Linked DNA regions of Homo sapiens: regions 1 and 2 are each linked to region 3. The links are chromatin contacts, found by Hi-C or POLR2A ChIA-PET in ENCODE. All regions are on one chromosome and are shown on one strand. Each heading gives the region's core, a stretch centred on a gene start or an enhancer-like site at or near the end of the contact. The rest is flanking DNA. Distances are from core to core; before and after follow the strand shown. Region 1 overlaps RREB1 (ras responsive element binding protein 1). Region 2 overlaps RREB1 (ras responsive element binding protein 1). Region 3 holds the start of DSP-AS1 (DSP antisense RNA 1).

Evidence for each region. Hi-C counts contacts between places; a loop is a spot of excess contacts on that map. ChIA-PET counts read pairs that join two places held with the same protein, here RNA polymerase II (POLR2A).
Region 1: a map of HepG2 shows a loop between it and region 3 (2.5-fold over the local background). The contact joins the enhancer-like site here to the promoter of DSP-AS1 in region 3. A Hi-C loop is called at or near these places in 1 of 168 maps with a recorded cell type or tissue (HepG2). POLR2A ChIA-PET finds 5 or more read pairs at or near these places in 3 of 52 experiments (CD8-positive, alpha-beta memory T cell, HEK293 and Panc1).
Region 2: POLR2A ChIA-PET joins it to region 3 with 10 read pairs in WTC11. The contact joins the enhancer-like site here to the promoter of DSP-AS1 in region 3. POLR2A ChIA-PET finds 5 or more read pairs at or near these places in 2 of 52 experiments (GM12878 and WTC11).

Annotation. Positions count from the first base shown.
Region 1 is chr6:7,167,825-7,171,775 of GRCh38, forward strand. All of the region lies in intron 1 of RREB1 (ras responsive element binding protein 1), which reads left to right. Among named protein-coding and RNA genes, the nearest start is that of RREB1, 62 kb to the left of the region's middle. RefSeq lists enhancers at 1,144-1,645, 1,646-2,145. Within about 2 kb of position 1,732, at least 13 of the 41 ENCODE cell types and tissues checked have a DNase peak (open chromatin) inside an H3K27ac peak, as active enhancers do.
Region 2 is chr6:7,127,557-7,131,641 of GRCh38, forward strand. All of the region lies in intron 1 of RREB1 (ras responsive element binding protein 1), which reads left to right. Among named protein-coding and RNA genes, the nearest start is that of RREB1, 22 kb to the left of the region's middle. Within about 2 kb of position 2,800, at least 15 of the 41 ENCODE cell types and tissues checked have a DNase peak (open chromatin) inside an H3K27ac peak, as active enhancers do.
Region 3 is chr6:7,540,801-7,544,682 of GRCh38, forward strand. It overlaps DSP-AS1 (DSP antisense RNA 1), which reads right to left and starts at 2,283. Exons shown (of 2, transcript NR_183331.1): 1 at 2,246-2,283; 2 at 1-253. DSP (desmoplakin) reads left to right here and starts at 871. Exons shown (of 24, transcript NM_004415.4): 1 at 871-1,285. The coding sequence starts at 1,116.

The sequences.
Region 1 (3,951 bases), core at 482-2,981, 370 kb before region 3:
TTTTAACAAGCACTCCTTTGAACCTATATTGTAAGGTAAGGAGGGCAGTGTTATCAGCTTCATTTTTCAGCTAGGAGAACTGAGGCTCAGAGTTCGGTGGCTCCATTGATGGCAAGCTGGATTTCCAGGCCAAAATTTAAGACTCCCCATGTCAGGCTGGGCACGGTGGTTCACGCCTGTAATCCCAACACTTTGTGAGGCCGAGGTGGGAGGATCACTTGAGGTCAGGAGTTTGAGACCAGCCTGTTCAACAAAACTCCATCTTTACTAAAAATACAAATTTAGCCGGGTGTGGTGATGCATGCCTGTAATCCCAGCTACTCGGGAGGCTGAGGCAGGAGAATCACTTGAACCCAGGAGGCAGAGGTTGCAGTGAGCCGAGATCATGCCACTGCACTCCAGCCTGGGTGACAGAGTGAGACTCCGTCTGAAAAAAAAAAAAAAAAAAAAAAGATTCCCCATGTCATGTGCTTTTAAAGTTATGCTGTAATGGTTTATTCTTGCACATGCTTTTGGAATCTTAAGGTATTATGCAGAGAGGACAAGTGTTATGCAAGATAGATTGTCCCCTTAGAAGTGCAGAATCTGGAAGTCAGAAGAGTCTTCTAACCTGGTCTCCCACCCATTGCCGGACTGGGGTTTTTTGTTTGCTTTTTAATTAACTAGTGGTTACCCACCCTCTGCTTGAAGACTCCTGGGGACAGCGAGCTCATTACCTTATCTGGCCTGTATCCATCTGAGGGCTTAGTTCAAAGCTCTGGTTTAAAGAATCATGGAGCTCCAGAGTTACTTGTTTGTGCCTCATTCCTTCCATGGTGGACCTGTGCAATGAGTGTGCCCCTCTTCCACACACCAGTCCTGCAGCTTTTGTAGCTGGCTCTTGTCTCCATTCTGTTAGCCATTTCCAGTTTTCCCCTTGACTTGGTTTCCCAATCCTCTAGCTTGCTAATGACCCTTCTCCAAATGGTTTTTCAAAGACCCTTCTTGTGCTACAGTGGAAAGTACAAGATTTTTGGAGTCAGACAACCCCAGGCTAGACTCCTGGCTCCGCCCTTTAAGAGCTGTGCTATATCTAGCAAATAACCTAATCATTACCTTACAAGATGTGGGGGAGGATTAAATATATGTAAAGTGCCTAGCATATTTCTAGCATAGAGTTTATGTCACAAGTGTTAGTGCCCTAGGTTATCAGGGAAGTGGGTGCTCTGGAAAAAATATAATTGGATGCACATTAGATTTCCAGTATACTCTGACTTGAATCCTGTTTTCTGTTACTTATAGCAACATTCTTTTCTGTTTTCAAATTCCTCAACCAAGGTGTGTTGTGGAGGCCTCTTCCTACCCTTTCTTGCACCTGGGTCTACCTGATAAGCCAGGAGAGCAGATCTTAGGGTGGGACAGGGCAGGGGAGCTGCTCAACTTAATTCCCTGTGGGACATCTTTAGCCTTGGCCCAGGAAACCCTGCCTTGCCCTGGGGGTAGGTGAGGGTGCCCTGTGGGCCCTCTGCCCCTGTGGTCCAGCATGGGTGCTTCCTTATTAGAGCATAGTCCACCTTGGGCACCCAGAGTAGAGACGATACATGTTTCTGCTAAGTTAGGCAAGAAAGTGATGAAATACCAGGGTCCTGGCAGGCAGGCTGAAAAACAATGTTTAGGAAAAGTCTGGCTTTTTTGGGGAAAGGGCCAGGGACTCAACTCTTCCCACAGCTGAGTGCCGAGGGCTGCTGTGTCCCCTCCCAGGGGAGCCGGGTGCTGTGTGACAAATGGCTGCCATTTAGCAGCTGTGTCTTGGCCTTGCAAATCTGGCAGTAGTTAGATCCTGGCAGGAAGACATGCTCCCTGGAGAAGAGCTACAAGAAGTGGAGTCAGCTTCTTCATAGTCCTCATGTACTAGCAGGAAAGCTTATCACTGGGACTGTGCCCCATTTCCTTCCTTTAAAGAAGCACAGAGCCTTGCAGAGAGGTGCAGGAAGAAGAATGGGGTACCACAGGATGGTTTTATCTGGCATTGTCCAGAAAATCTCCCTAGCTCTCCCGTGGATCATGTTTTAAATACTCAATCTGACTGACGTAGATAAATTTGGTAGGCAGGGACCCTGTCTCCCCAGTCAATGTGTGCCTCCCTGCTGAAGTTATATTTAATGTAATAATTTAAATGTCCAAGTGATTTTTAAGAGAAGCTGCTTCCTGCATGGAACCTATTACTCTGCATTAAGCTGCTCCTTCCCCCACACTTTACAAAATATTGAAGTTTTCCTTTACCTAAGAACAACCGACATTGCTTTTGAAAAGGAGCATCAGTAGCTTGTGTTATTTCTAATAAAATGCTCCAGGTCAAGACCAGCGGGGTATTTGAAACCTAGTCAGAGTAAGGAGCAGACACCCTGGCCTGTGAGAATGACCTCTGATTTTCCTTCCTCCACCCTCTGGTCCCATTAAGAGATAAACTGTAGTAGATGGTGAGCAGTTTCCAAGGCTGTAAGAGGGAACCCCAGGGCTGCGTGTCTCCCCTTGAGGTCATCTCCCTAACTGTTCTCCCCGTCACCTGCCCCTTGTTGCTCACTCCTCACTGCCCAGGAGCAGCAGAGAGGTGAGGGAGGGTATCCGGGGCCACCAGGAATCCTGGCTGAAGGGCTCAGGTTTGGAGGTGATCCACAACCACCTCCAAGGAGCTTTTCGGGAAGTACCACAGGCTTGGCAACTGCTGTTTGCTGGAGAGAAGGCTTTTAGGATCCAGGGCTGCGTGAAGGCCCAGGCCATGTGGTTTTGCCAGCCATGCACTGCAGGCTGGCCTTGCCTGTCTGAAGCCTACCTCTGATGTGTGTTTGTTCCTGAGGAAGCCCTGCATAGATCCATTCCTCCCTGTCCCTCATTTATTATTATTTTTTATTGTGGTAGATAAAGCCAGAGTTAGAAATGGGGATCTTTGTCTCTGACCCAGGGCCTTGGTTTTTGCTCTGGAGGTGTATGATAAGCCAAGCAGCTTCTCCCAAATCCTCACTAAAGGAAGGTTTTCAGTGAGATCCTGAGCTTCTTCATGAGCTGGTTCTCAGGGCTGGATGGAAGCCTCCAGAGAGCTGTTAACTCAGAAACTCACACTGCTGTGCCAGCCCCCAGAGGGTTTCTGACTCGGTAGGTCTGGGGTGGGACTGAGAATTTGCATTTCTAATAAAGGGCTGGATGCTCATGCCCTTGGGGTTTGTTTGGTGGAGGGTCTGTAGTAGTTAATTTCTCCCTGCCTCGTGTTGGTGGATCTTCTCTGCAAGGTCAGCTCATCAGATAGGACTAGACTGTTCAGGATTCAGGCAGAGCCTCCTTTGCTTGGCTGCTTCTAGAACACAAGGGTATATAACGTGAAGTGCCCCATCACTTTGCAGAGCAAGCGTAGTGTTTCCAAACTCTTGCCCGCTGCAACGAACCTTTTAGACTGAGGTGGAAGTCCAGTTCTGCCTCCTGCCAGGGAGAGGAGGGCAGAGGTGAAGGGGGAGGAGAGCACTCCGCCTTCCTGCCTTGACGGGGACGGAAATGGAAAGCCAGGTGCAGAGCATCTGGAAGGGCAGCAGTGATGCAGAGCGAGATTATTAGAAGTCAGAGAACGTGACTAAGGGAGCACACCTGTGCTCTCCAGCCATGGGCCAGGAGTCGCACACTTTTCCAAAAGAAATTTAACAGAGTTCAGCAACTGGATTTATTACATTGCTCTACCACGCAGCAGCTCTAGGATCTTGGAGACAAGTGACTCAGTCCCTCTCAACCTTTGTCTTTATGGCTGTACACTGGGAACAATCCTCATGGTTGTTGTTTTGAGGATTAAATGAGACAGTGCATGTGGCACATGGTGCTCAAAAATGGTTAGCCATGATGAAGTGTGATGGGTGTGATGGCAACATTAGAGGTGAGTGTGTCCTGGAATTTGGAACCACGAGCCATGGGTCAGTGGGAGTCATGTGG
Region 2 (4,085 bases), core at 1,550-4,049, 410 kb before region 3:
GAGGGACTCATTTCTCAAAAATATTGAGGATGGACACTGGGAGCTGAACTGGGACAATGTATTCCTCGTAACCACGAGTTTGGTGTGTCAGTTGGGAGTGACTGCAGGGTGGGATAGGTGTGAGCAGAGGGCCAGCTAATTTGCTGTCTTGATGACTCTGTGGGTGATGGCTTTAGGGGCTGGCAGCGTCTGGTGGAAATAGAATCTGTTCAAAAGGTGGAGCTGCCTTACAGCAATTGCCAGCTCGCTGCTCACCTGCAGAGCATGTGCCCTCATCTGGGTCACGACTCTGCCCCTCAGATGTTCCTGGTCCTCTGCTTGGATCCACCCCCTTCACTGCAGCTGAAACAGCCAACAAAGGAGCATCATGTGCCCGAGGCCTGAAAAGTTAGAGTGGATGTGAAGGAAGTCAGACTGCAGGCCCCAAAGACAATTAATGGTGTAGTAATTATTGTAGAGGCACAACATTGCCTTGTACTCTCAGGTTTTCAGAGTCCTCTGGGGAAGAAATACGAATTTTTTATAGCCTGACTTTATACATTTCAAAGCTTGTACTCATGGACTAAGGGACTTGGATGGGAGGGTTGTGCAAAATGGGGGTAGGCCTCCTGTAAACTTGGTGGGTTGGACAGAACACATACCTCAATCATTTCCATCACTGAAAACAGATTGTTTCATTTTATGATTTTCCGAATTGTTGGCGAACATTTTTTGTTTAGTTTTGTTTTTTCATGTGTTCTCGCATTTGAGATTGTGCAGGAGGAAGTAGGATTCTGGTAAGCTGAAGTGGAGCTTTTGGGGGACCTGGAGGGGAGCTGGGTTGGAGGCAGTGTCTGAAAGTGCTGCTTTTAGTGGGTTCGACCAGGGCACACTACTTAGGGGAAGCAGAGCACCATGTATGTCTCTGTGTGTAATCATCTCAACAACTTCATGAGGTGTAGCTGTTATTTTCTCCTTTTTAAAGACAGGAAACTGAGGCTTAGAGATGCTCCTGTTTCTGAGATCATGCAGCCAGTGACACATGACCAGGAAGCTTTATGGCAGGCTTTAAGAGTTGTTCTTTTAGATAATCTCAATATACGGTGATACCTGGAGAGTTTCTACCACTTGACTCAATTTGTTTGTCTTGGGGCCGGGCGTGGTGGCTCACACCTGTAATCCCAGCACTTTAGGAGGCCAAGGCGGGCAGATCACCTGAGTTCAGGAGTTCGAGACCAGCCTGGCCAATATGGTGAAACCCCATCTCTATTAAAAATAGAAAAATTAGCCAGGTGTGGTGGTGGGCACCTGTAATTCCAGCAACTCGGGAAGCTGAGACAGGAGAATTGCGTGAATCCGGGAGGCGGAGGTTGCACTAAGCTGAGATTGGGCCACTGCACTCCAGCTTGGGCAACAGAGTGAGACTCCGTCTCAAAAAAAAAGTTATGCTTTTGAGCTTAACACATTATTTGAATACCTCCAGCTTCATCTGAAATATCCTTAATTGAGCAATTGCTATGCTAGGTTTAGGCATGGTGGAGTTTGGTGTTTCTTGCCTTTGGGGAGTTGACATTATGAAAGGAATTCTTATGCCATGTGGACCCTGAGCCAAGTTCCCATGGGAAGGCCAAGGCTCACAGAAGCTCGCAGGAGTGGGTCTGCACTTCTAGGAAAAGCACAAGTAGGGGCTGAGAGCCCAGCAGGAAAGCAGGTTGGTTTTGAGTTTACAGTGTAATTTGGTGTTGAGGAAGGTGTCTGAGAAGATGGGTTGGAGGGATAGTGGGGCAAGGTGGAAGGTGGGGCAGGATTTGACCTTTTCTTCTTAATTTAAGTGGTAGGGAGTCCAAAGTTTTTGAGTAGAGAAGTCACAGTTGGCCTGCTTAGGCCTTGGAGACACCCTCAACAGTGGGCATGTGGTTTGTGTGTCTGTGCTTTGGGTGACTGCCGTGGCTCACTTCACTGTTTGCTTTTTGGCCTGAGGCAGAGAGTGCCTCCCATGGCAGCTCGTACAGGATGAACCAAGAGGCAGCACCCAGGATATCTGAATTGCCTAAAGCCACTGCAGTGATGTACACACATAGCGAAGCTTTATTTCTTTACAGCCATAGACTTGTTGAAAAGCTGAATCACATACTTTGCTTGATATTTGACTTTGTGGTTACCAATTCCAGGTGAGCCACCTTCGAGAGGGGTAACATCCTGTTGTCGGAAAGGTGCAGCCGGGCAGCAGGGAACCTGGGTTCCACTTTAGCCCTGACATAGAAGGTTTTGGTTCATGTCCCTTTGGTCTGGTAGGCCCCTTTTTGGTGCTTGTTTACGGAACTGATTTATCTTGTTTATAATGTTGGTAGACGGGTGTATATACCAAGACCTCTGGTTTACTGAAGGTAGGGCCAAGAGCTTTCCAGCAGTCTGTTGAGTGGAGCTACGGGTCAGTCAGCACACCTGGCCCAGAGCACCGTGAGCTGGTGAACCTACTTGTCCCAGGTGTTGTAGTGTGGCACTTGAGCCCACTCTACTGACTCTCCCCTCCCTCACTCAATTTTGGAGTCTTGCTGTCTTTGCCTGTTGCTGTTCTCTGCCTCAGCCCAAAAGGAGACAAGGAGTGCCTTCACCTGCCCTCACTGGGGGCAAGAGCAAGTCTGGATAAATGACTTTTACTGATAATTCCTCCAAATCATTTTTATCCTCCATAGCCAACACTCCTTCCTCTAAAAACCTGCAAAGTAGTAGTAGTAAATCCCTTTCCATTCCTCTCCTTTGCTCTTTCAGGCCTCTGGTAAAGCTGGAAGCGCCTGAAAGAGAGGCAACCGAAGCCAAGGCTGCCATAATCCACGCGCTCTGGACGTCACCCTGGGTGACTCAGATTTGGTTGCATTTGTCATTTCACAACCACCTGCATCTGATCCCACTGTGTGGGCAAACTGTCTGCTGGGAGTCTCTGCCTGGTGCCTGGTCTTGGGGGCATAGTGTTCTTCCCCAGAATTGCTTTTCCCAGCTGTTTCTCTATAGCTTTAGTCATGGGGTTCACTAGTGAAAGCTGCCATGCCTACCCTCCCCATTTACTTTTGTTAGTAGTCATTTCTTTTTTTTTTTTTCGAGATGGAGTCTTGCTCTGTCACCCAGGCTGGAGTGCCATGGCGTGATCTTGGCTCACTGCAACCTCTGCCTCCTGGGTTCAAGCAATTCTTCTGCCTTAGTCTCCCGAGTAGCTGGGCTTATAAGCACCTGCCACCACACCCAGCTAACTTTTGTATGTTTAGTAGAGATGGGGTTTTACCATGTCGGCCAGGCTGGTCTCAAACTTCTGACCTCATGATCCATCCACCTTGGCCTCCCAAAGTGTTGGGATTACAGGCGTGAGCCACTGCTCCTGACTGTTAATAGTCATGTCTTTTTTTTTTTTTTTTTTTTTTTTTTTGAGACGGAGTCTTGCTCTGTCGCCCAGGCTGGAGGTCAGTGGCGCGATCTCGGCTCACTGCAAGCTCCGCCTCTCGGGTTCACACCATTCTCCTGCCTCAGCCTCCGGAGTAGGTGGGACTACAGGCGCCCGCCACTGCGCCCGGCTAATTTTTTGTATTTTTAGTAGAGACGGGGTTTCACTGTGGTCTCGATCTCCTGACCTTGCGATCCATCCACGTCGGCCTCCCAAAGTGCTGGGATTACAGGCGTGAGCCACCGCGCCCGGCCAATACTCATTTCTAAGAAGCAAATATGTACCATCGTATGCCAGTCATGGTAAATGCTTTCTGTGCATTATCTTCATAGTCCTCACAACAGTCCTATTAAATTGGTATAATTATCCTCATTTTGCAGATTTGGAAGGTGGCATTTGGGGAGGTTACCCTAATCTTTTCAGTTACCTAACTTAATGTACAGGAGGCATTATACCTCTTGCAGTCTGTATTTCATCTGATTTAATCTTTGCATCAACTTAAAAGTTCACTGTTATTTCTGTTTACAGATGAGGAAGCTGGGGCTTAGTTTAAATAACTTGCCCAAGGTTACTCTAGCTAGTTAGTGAGGGAGTCTGAATTCAAACCCAGGCCAGTGTACTCCAATACAAGTGCTCTTCATCTTTTCACTTCTGCATTTGTTTTTTAAGT
Region 3 (3,882 bases), core at 1,033-3,532:
TCCGGAGAGGGTTCGGTCTGCGGAGAAGCGCGCGAGAGACAAGCATCCTCAAGGTTCTGGTACAAAATTTGGAAAATGGACCTGGCGTTGAAATCTTTACTCCTCGTTTAAAAAGACCATCGAAAGGGAAAAAATAAAAGAAATTGCAGTTTATATTTTTGTTATCCCATGAAAAATTAGCTGCAGTGTTTTCCTCTTCATGCCAAAGAGATTAATATTTACGGTGAAGACTTTTCCAGGAAGTCGTGGTTTTCTGTAAAAAAAGGTTTTACACATCAGAAATCGGACTTCTGGGGCAATTTCCTGAATTCCTGGAATAAAACAAAACAAAAAAAAGCCCCCAAACAAAACTCTATCATCTAAAGCGTTCCCTCCTCACTGTGGTCCTAGTCAATGCGTGGTAGGTAGCGTTTCCAGTGATCAACAAAAGTAAATATTTGACCAGTAAGTCTCCAATCGAGAGGCCCCTCCATTCCAGCTATTTCCGCCCGGGGACCGAGGAAATCCTCAAAAGCCGGGCCACGCATTCCCAGCCCGAGAGGCCCCAGCGCAGAGCGCAGCAGCCCCCGCGAGCGCAGGTCCTCCCCGCGGTGGCTTCGCCCAGGGCGCTTGGGTCTCGGGGACCCCGCCCCCGCCCCGCCCGGTGTTACTCAGGCCTCGGTGGCGCAGGGCGGAGTCGCGGGCGGCGGGCGCAGGTGGGGAGGGGCGGCCGGAGCGCGTCGGTGACACCCGCGGGGGGGCGGGGAAGGCGCGGCGGCCGCACCCCACCCTGGGAAGAAACCGGCCAGGTGTGGCCTAGGCGCCCAGTGCCAGCGGGGAGGAGACTCGCTCCGCCGCCGACCAACACCAACACCCAGCTCCGACGCAGCTCCTCTGCGCCCTTGCCGCCCTCCGAGCCACAGCTTTCCTCCCGCTCCTGCCCCCGGCCCGTCGCCGTCTCCGCGCTCGCAGCGGCCTCGGGAGGGCCCAGGTAGCGAGCAGCGACCTCGCGAGCCTTCCGCACTCCCGCCCGGTTCCCCGGCCGTCCGCCTATCCTTGGCCCCCTCCGCTTTCTCCGCGCCGGCCCGCCTCGCTTATGCCTCGGCGCTGAGCCGCTCTCCCGATTGCCCGCCGACATGAGCTGCAACGGAGGCTCCCACCCGCGGATCAACACTCTGGGCCGCATGATCCGCGCCGAGTCTGGCCCGGACCTGCGCTACGAGGTGACCAGCGGCGGCGGGGGCACCAGCAGGATGTACTATTCTCGGCGCGGCGTGATCACCGACCAGAACTCGGACGGCTACTGGTGGGTACCTGCCCGGAGAGCGCGGGCTGCGGGGCTCGCGGGACAGGGAGGGACCGTCCTCCTCTGGACGACTGGGAGACTCGGGTCCCGAAGGTGGAAAGGTTTTTTTGCCCCAGGTCCCGAAAGAACTTCCCGGCCGCGCTGGGAGCAGGACCGGGTGTCCTGACGCGTGCGGGGACAGGTTGGCCCCTGTCCTGCGAACAGGGACTCGGTCGTACCTTTCTCCCCTCCCGCGAGCCCGGGCGGGTGGTCAGAGGGGGCGTCGGGCCCGCGCGGGGCTGTCCCCTGCCTGCTGGACACGGCTGCAGCCGCCTTTGTCCCAGCCCGCGAATGGGAGGTCAGGCGAGGTGGGGCTGCGACCACAAAACCCAACCTCTCCAACCGTAATCAAAGTAAAAGAGGAAAGGAGCGGGGCCCCGGTCCTGTCTGGTGGCCGAGTGGTGCTCGGGGCTCCGCAGTCTCTACCGGCTCACCCCCAATCCCCAGTAACCCCGAGACCACGACTGCAACGACTCCTGGACTCCTCGGCCACCCAAGGACGTTTGTATCAAGGCTGCGCGTCCCGGCGGCGCGGGGTCCTGTCCCGAGGAGGCGCTTCGGCTTCCCCTGTCCGGGAAACGAAACTTCCCCGCCGGGGCGGCTGCCGGGCCCGGGTCTCGAAGTTCGGCCGGGACGTGCCTGTTACCTTCGGTCGTCCGCGCCGCAGCCCCCGCGGGCGAGCGCACCTGGGGCCCTGCCTCTGAGCCTTTTGTTTCCTCCTTTTTAAAAACACCGGATGAAAGACCCCAGTGTGCCTTGGATCGCAGAGCGCCGGCCGCATGTCTGCTTTGATCCAGAATGTGTGGGCAGGGGAGTGGGGGGGTGGGAGAGGACGACGCTGGGGGCCCGCCCTGGCCTAGGCGCCCCGGGAAGACCCCCCGGTGAGAGGGTCAGCTTCTCCGGATCCCAGCGGAAACAGACCGAGGGCGTCATTTGGGTGGGTGGGGAAGAGATCCTGTCCCTGCTTTGACCGGGTCTCGGGAGCTGGACTCTAGATGCCCACGTGAGCCGTGCGCGTTTTGCAGCCCGCCCCACCTCCCCGCCCCCTGCTAGTTGTTCCCACGTCGGGCTTTTGGGAAAGAGGCCCTGAGCGCCGGGACGTTATTTACCAGGCGTTGTGGCCCTAGGCCTGGGAGGAGCAACCTGAATGCGCTCCAGGGAGTTTTGTTTTGCAAGCAGTTTTGAAGGCAGGGACTACTCGAGTTGCAACCTGTTTTCTGCTTAGATTCATTTATTTATTTATGGGGCATCCTGAAAATCTATTTTCGCTTTTTTTTTTTTTTTTTTTTTTGAGTTAGCAAAGAATTGTCTCAATCTTGGAGTTCTTTGTTTCCTGAACAAAATGTGTCTGGGGATTTCCAGGGAAAATGTGCCAAGCAATAGAAGGAATGAAAACTTGGGTTTTCATTACATTTGTTTTAAAATTTTGCCAGCCATTTAAATCTGAAATTTAAATTTTCTCCCGCAGTCCTCCAGGATTTGAGATGCACATCCTTTAAATGTGTGGGTTACACACAGTTTAAATCCAAGTCAGAATAGAATGCGAAGGACTCTTTAGTAGCTCTTTTTGGCGTTTTCATGAACCAAGTATTTATTTTGATTATTATTTATAACTATGCTTTTGCTAGCTTGGATTTCTTATCTTTTAAATAGACAATAATCAGTACTATTAATCGAATATTTCACTCCCTTGGCTTCTTATACCTTTTGTAGGGGAGTAAAACTTTAATAAATTAAGTGGTTAATGAACTGCATCAAGGTACATGTTTTATTAGGATTCCCCATTGAAACATTTAATTTTGGGCAGGCTCCATGTTTTTTCCTTGTGTAGTATCATCCCGTGCTCTGTTTTTCCAACTTAAAGCCTACTTACAAACTTGTCAAGTCTCACATCTCTCTGGGAAGGGGAAAGAGACCCAAGTGAAAAATTACCTGACTTTGAGGAAGGATGTTTTTTCTTCTCATTAATGTTGCTCTGCCCGGCAGCAGGGCGTCAAGCTCAGGGCTTGAGTCGGGAGGCGGTCATTCTTTCCGGGGATCCTGGCAATGGAGGTTCCTCTCGAGCCTGACCCAGCCTGCAGTGGTGCTACTGACTACAAAATAGCCCACAAATGCTGACTTCTGCGTTTTCAAATAATAGCGACCGCCTGAAGGCAGGGCATGTCGCAGTTTTTCTGGTGGCATTCTGGTTTTGTGTGGAGGGATATGTTTGGCTGTGGCGTGCACTTTGTAGAAGCAGGGTGCCCTCTGTGCCCAAGGGAGCCACTGCTCTCTGCTAAGTGAATGATGATTAAGAATTTCATAAGTATTTTTCTGACCCGAAGGTTTTCTAAATAAAGGTTTTTGTGGTTTTCTTTTCTTTCTTTCTTTTTTTTTTTTTAGCATGAAAACTAGTATAAAAACTATTGGTTGACTTTAAACTCATTTATTTCAAAAACTGCTACTTTATGGCTGAATTATTAATAGATTGGTGATTTTTGAGATGAGTGTTTTGTATCTAGCCCTTCCCTGAATAAAGAAATTTGAATGTGTGGAGGGCCCAACTCTTAGTTTTCCTT